2 separate regions of the Homo sapiens genome follow, and region 1 is linked to region 2. Evidence: chromatin contacts called from ENCODE Hi-C or POLR2A ChIA-PET data. All regions are on one chromosome and are shown on one strand. Each heading gives the region's core, a stretch centred on a gene start or an enhancer-like site at or near the end of the contact. The rest is flanking DNA. Distances are from core to core; before and after follow the strand shown.

What was found. Hi-C counts contacts between places; a loop is a spot of excess contacts on that map. ChIA-PET counts read pairs that join two places held with the same protein, here RNA polymerase II (POLR2A). Pooled maps may share reads with other maps.
Region 1: a map of endothelial cell of hepatic sinusoid shows a loop between it and region 2 (6-fold over the local background). The contact joins two enhancer-like sites. A Hi-C loop is called at or near these places in 6 of 168 maps with a recorded cell type or tissue (breast epithelium, endothelial cell of hepatic sinusoid, heart left ventricle and 2 more) and 2 of 50 pooled maps. POLR2A ChIA-PET finds 5 or more read pairs at or near these places in 10 of 52 experiments (AG04450, H1, MCF 10A and 7 more).

Annotation. Positions count from the first base shown.
Region 1 is chr11:12,481,380-12,484,588 of GRCh38, forward strand. The region is part of intron 4 of PARVA (parvin alpha); the gene reads left to right. Among named protein-coding and RNA genes, the nearest start is that of PARVA, 110 kb to the left of the region's middle. Within about 2 kb of position 1,617, at least 4 of the 41 ENCODE cell types and tissues checked have a DNase peak (open chromatin) inside an H3K27ac peak, as active enhancers do; they include breast epithelium, where a contact is called at or near this core.
Region 2 is chr11:12,429,379-12,432,356 of GRCh38, forward strand. All of the region lies in intron 1 of PARVA (parvin alpha), which reads left to right. Among named protein-coding and RNA genes, the nearest start is that of PARVA, 53 kb to the left of the region's middle. Within about 2 kb of position 1,638, at least 20 of the 41 ENCODE cell types and tissues checked have a DNase peak (open chromatin) inside an H3K27ac peak, as active enhancers do; they include breast epithelium, where a contact is called at or near this core.

The DNA of each region.
Region 1 (3,209 bases), core at 367-2,866, 52 kb after region 2:
GGGAGCTCTTTCAGGTTGCCTCCTGGACACGTTCAACAAGCTGCCCATATTTTTTTTTTTTCTGAGCATTTCCTTTGTTTCTCACATCATAAGATACTCCAAGACCATCTTATATTTTTCTTACTCCAGTCCTGAAATCAATCACTTCTCCAACGAGCCCTGATTTATTTTATTAGAGAATGGAATTTAGATATCAAGATGTGGGTATATTAGTGGATGTTTTTAACTTGTTGTCTGCAGCATAAATAACCAAACATCTGTACCTAGGTACAGTGCCCTTACGTGGTGGTATTAACTAGGCATGACTGTTCCCAGAAATCCAGCTTCTAATCGTACTGGGGGTTGAGCTTCCTTAATACTGAGTTGTTTGGGCAGCGAGCTGGAGGGGTCTGAGTTTGAGATTAGTAAAGTAACTATGAAACACTAGCACTTAGAAGATGATGGAAATGGCATAGGGGCCTCTCGTAGCCCAGGAGCATACACATCTGACATCAAGAAAAGGATACAGGGCCAGGCGTGGTGGCTCACACCTGTAATCCCAGCACTTTGGGAGACTCAGGCAGGTGGATCATCTGAGGTCAGGAGTTCGAGACCAGCCTGACCAACATGGTGAAACTCCATCTCTTCTAAATACAAAAAATTAGCCGGGCATGGTGGTGCATGCTACTTGCGAGGCTAAGACAGGAGAATCACTTGAACCCAGGAGGCAGAGGTTGCAGCAAGCCGAGATCGTGCCATTGCACTCCAGCCTGGGCAGCAAGAACGAAACCCTGTCTCAAAAAAAAAAAAAAAAGAAAAAGAAAAAAAAAGGACATGGAATCCAGGAAGCCATGTTGATTACATTGTGGAGCAAAGACCCAGAACCTAGAGGCAGAAGTGTGTGAGAAGGTGTGGCAGTGTATTAGTCTGTTCTCACACTGCTCATAAAGATATACCCAAGGCTGGGTAATTTAAAAAGGAAAGCTGGCCGGGTGTGGTGGCTCACGCCTGTAATCCCAACACTTTGGGAGGCCGAGGCAGGTGGATCATGAGGTCAGGAGTTCGAGACCAGCCTGACCAACATGGTGAAACCCCCATCTCTACTAAAAATACAAAAATTAGCCAGGCGTGGTGGTGGGCACCTGCAATCCCAGCTACTTGGGAGGCTGAGGCAGGAGAATCGCTTGAACCCAGGAGGCAGAGGTTGCAGTGAGCCAAGATCATACCATTGCACTCCAGCCTGGGTGACAGAGCAAGTCTCCATCTCAAAAAAAAAAAAAAGGAAAGAGGTTTAATTGACTCACGGTTCCACATGGCTGGTGAGGCCTTGCAATCATGGCTGAAGGCGAATGAAGAACAAAGTCATGTCTTACATGGCGGCAGGCAGAAAAGCTTGTGCAGGGGAACTCCCATTTATAAAACCATCAGATATCGTGAGACTTATTCACTACCCCATGATTCAGTTATGTCCACCTGGCCCCACCCTTGACACATGGGGATTATTACAATTCAAGGTGAGATTTGGGCAAGGACACAGCCAAACCATATTAGGCAGGGACTTCTTGGCAGAGAGTTGTATATGTTTCGTTGCTGTGGTGAAAGCCTGAACAGGTGAGCGTCCTTGAGATGCCATGTGACTTTGGCTGGCAAGGACTGGCTGGGTGTTCTCCAATTGTGAGCTCAATGGGGAGCAATAGCATGCCTGGCTCACCTCTGTGTGGCCACATGCCCCTTGCTCACAGCAGTGTCTGCCTTCCTTGCAGGAAAATCACCCTTCTCACAGGCCCCAGGCATTTCTGGTAGATTCTATCAGAACAGCCTCTCCCTAGTCCTTTCTTAGCTGCCCAACCCAGCTGCCCCATTGCTGCCTGTATTCCCTGGGTCTTCCCACTTGCCCTGGCAGCAGATCTTAGTTTAGGTTTTCCCAAAAGCAGACGCCAAGACAAGGATGTGGGTGGAGGAAGCTTATATAGAAGGTGACCTTAAAACGTACAAATAACTGAGTAGGGCACGTAAGAGGGGAAGAGAGAAATGCCAAACACGAGTATGTTAATCAGAACAGCAGCTCTGTTTCAACCAGGGCTCATAGCTGGGCCCTCTGAGAAACCACGTAACAACACATCTCAGAATCACCCTTCCCAGTGCAAGGTAGCAAGGGCATTTATCCTATGGCTCCTTTCCCCCTGTGGTTGAGGGTGACCTGTGCAGGAAATAAAAACTTCCAGGCTGTGCTCCTGTGGTGACAGAGGAGAGAGCCTTGGGGCCAGAGATGGCCATCAGTGTGCTAGGAGCTGTCTGTAGCTGCAGATGAATGCAGGTGGGCCAAGGAGCTGGGGGAAGGGGCATCGCTGTCATCCAGAGAGACCACAGAGACAGCAACCCCGCTGTGGGGACACTGGCCACTTCTCTGCGCTGTTGATGTTGCTGCCAATAAAATATTAGCTGCCAGCAACGCTGGCCTGCCTCTTCATGACATACACTTCATCCTCTCATGGGAGCAGCCCTAGCCCTTTCCAAACCTCAGAGCAGAGGTTTCCGAACCCCAGAATGAGGAGGAAGTTCCTTCCTACCCCAGCCAAAAAGTCACCTCATTTCTTGTCCAGGATTACCCCCTTCCAGGGTGATTGATGGAAGAAAGAGCCTTAGGTCTCCCAGAATATACTCTTACTCCATGGCATCAATAAGAAGTCACAGAATCATCCAAAGTTGGGACACATTTCCAAATACCTCAGTTATACAGGTATGTCCATGGTCACCTGGTTATATTTACATTCACAACACCTAGGCAGTAGGCATGACTGAGTGAGAGATGGGATAAGCGATTCCAGGAAGATGCCTATACAACATAATTCATCACTTCATTTGAACATGGCCCACTGCCTGCTTCTTATTGAGGTTTCCTGGCTTGGGATGTCTATGTGAATTTCCTTGTGGTATGTTTCATTTGACTGATCCTTATGTTTGAACATGTACATGTGCTGGGAACAGAAAAGGCCTATTTTCAGAGATGAGAGTCATAAGCTTCCAGGGCTCTTCTTTCTGGTTTTCACAGTAACATGTGACTGAAACAGGATATCATTCTTCAGGCTTGAGACCAAAAGTTTCCCTGTGGCAGTAAAGTTCTGCAGGAGGGTGGTTTTGTTTTGGTGTGTGTGTGTGTGTGTGTGTGTGTGTGTGTGTGTGTGTGTGTGGTTTTCTTTTTCCCTGATAGACCCTAAAGAGTGCATTTT
Region 2 (2,978 bases), core at 388-2,887:
ACGTTGGTAAATGTTTAACAACCAGCTTTCCAGTAAAAAGTGTGTGTACAAATGCATATATAAGTTAATTATAAACTTCACTGATATAAAGGATGTATAGCACACAGTTTACAAATAATAATAAAATATCAACACTGTTTATTGTAAATTCCATATAGCCAATCCATTCTCACAGAATACTTTTGATACTTTGAGCTCTTGTAGCCATAGCTAACCTATGGTTAGCCATGATTTGATGCGTGGAATTTCATCAGTCCACTAACCTTTTCCCAATAAATTTATTGTCATTAAATCTGACATGTGATCACTAAACTATTTTTCATCTTTGTATCTATTAACCCATTTATGCCGGTGGTTGCAAATTTTTTTGTGAAAAATCAGACCTTGGCGATGACCTTGAGCAGTAGGATATAAATAACTCCCACAAGCTTAGCGTTCCAATAATGGAACACTAGGCATAACTGGGATAAACTGAAACCTCTTTCAGCTTCAGTACTGAGTATAACTTCATTCACCAATGGCATGAGCACCTTCTTTGCTGATCGTATAACAGTTTTAAATACTGGAAGAATATTTTCCTTTTTTTAATGTTATTCATGATATAATGACTACAGACACTTTTAAATTTTACAGACTCCCTTTAAGTTTAATCTGCATCATTGACATTCCTTCATCATTTTCTTAAGTCTAGATAATCAACAGAATGAGAAATCAAACCCTGATTTGCAATGTTGGTTGATTTCCAAGAAGTAAATACCCCCACTAGGGCCAATTTTGTGGTATCCCTGAACATGGAATTGGGAAGAGCAGCACACCATTGTGTAGTAGTACTTCTGCCATATAGATGCAGAACATCATCTCAAGAACGTAGATCATCAATATAAGTGATGAGTTGTGAGTATTACCTTTCTCAGTATAATTTACTTAATTGCAACTTTGTATTTTAAATTTTAATAATAACTGTATTTAACAACTGGCTCCCTGAATCCCTGAAAATTTAACATTTGAGAGCTGGTAGGAGCCAGTTCCAACACACCCATTGCCCTCTTTCCTAACGAGGGTAAAAGTCTCCTCTTTGGGTGAGTGAGTACCTTTCGTCACCTTGCCCCTCCTGGACACACAGGTCTTTGTTGCTCACACTGCCTCCAGCAGAAAACCCACACACAGAGGCTCCTTTCTTTCCTGAATCTCATACCAAGATGCTGTGGGGGGTTTGACATGGATCTTGCCTAAGCCTTATTACTCACATGAATCATGACGTTTAATGCATTTACTAAGACCTTTCCATCTCACCCTTATTTTCCCTTATATCTTAAAAAAAGGAATAAGAAAGAGGGCCCATGCCTGGCTATAATAGAGGATAGTTATAGACATATCACTTGGGCAGCTGTCAAATTAGTTACTCTAAAGTGTTCAAAAGTTCCCTCCTGATCTCACCTCCTAAAAGAAATCCAAACGTGCTTGACAGGGCGGAGAAGTCTAGGACTTTCTTTTCCCTCAACCATGCCACAACAACAAAGAGACACGATTCCTAATCGCAAAAGCACAAGCTTTTGTTTGTGCTAACCAGCAAAGCAAATGTTCGAGAAATTTGACAAAAACAAGCTCCTCCTGGCTCCACCCTCAGCCTTATTTTCCTTTCTTAAGCAATATCCCTTTCACACAGATGTGGACAGAGTGCCAACTGGAAGGCGGGAATAACCTGTCTGCCCCTGCTCCCAGGGCTGACTCACAGCAGTTTATTTTAGCAGTGGTTGATAAATAGCTGATCCCCCAATACCCCTGCCAGTGTTTCCCATCCTGTGTAGGCAGCCTTGTCCCCACTGGGGCCTGCCAGACCCTCCCATAATCTAGCAACAGCAAGTGCTTCCAGACCCTGCTGTGGTATCAGACTGGATAGTGCCTGGATGTTACGCATTGTTACATATCTGTCACCCCTGCGTCCATTCTTTCAATCTTGGCCTTGAGCCACTTAACACCCTGTGCATTCAGCCCCTGCCTGCAATCCAAACCAGGAGGCTCAGGCCCACCACGTGGCTGTGGGACCCATCTGATTTTTGGTTTTTCAATAGAGAAGAACTTAGCAGCTTAGAATGAGGCAAGAGTCTGCAGAACCCAAGGCCCCTTCTCTGAAGTTCTTGCCCCACATTTTCAGTCCTGACATGTTCCCAGATGGCTTCACTCATTCATTCCCACACCCTAGGTCTTTTAAATGGGTTAAAGGACCTGTGTGCTCTCACCTGACCTGAAAGGCCACCTGTCCCATGCTAGGGCCTAACCATCTATTGGACCATCTAAATGCAGACCCTGTGCTCAGCTGGGCCTTATGCCTGTATCTGCATGGCCCTGAGGCCAGTGCCACCATGGGCCCCCCACTCCCTGCCAACTTCCTTCACTCATGTTACTCTTTTTGCCACCATCAACACTTAGCCACACTGCCTTGCTTGCCCTTTGGGACTTTTTTCTCATCTCGTTCTGTGGCTTCTAAATCTAAGCAACCATTTGAATCTAGCAGTTGTTGGAAATTCCCAACTTTCTTACTCTGGCTGCAGCCTTGGTCCTCACAGAGGTGAGGATACTAGTTTACACTGGGGTTGCTTGTCCATTGAATCAGAATCATAAACGAAATGAAACTCCTTTCTCCAAAAGGGAAGAGCTCTGCAAAGGAGCTATAATATGCCCAATATCTGATTATAAAATCAAAATAAAATTCTTTTTACAATTAACGTAAAATTTTTCCTACTTTGCTTTGGGTTGGGAAATTACTACTATAGTTGAGTAGTGACTCTTTTTTCCTCATTTTCTTTCTCACCTGTCTCTTGAAAAATATTGCTCACACATGTTAAAGAATTTATATTAAAAGTGAATTCCAATAAAAGGCCTATTAAATTAGCCTGATTCATTAACTCTTTTTGAAAATAATGTGCATGTTTAGGACAGTAGTATCTTTCAGTTTTTATTTCATGAGATAAATGTGT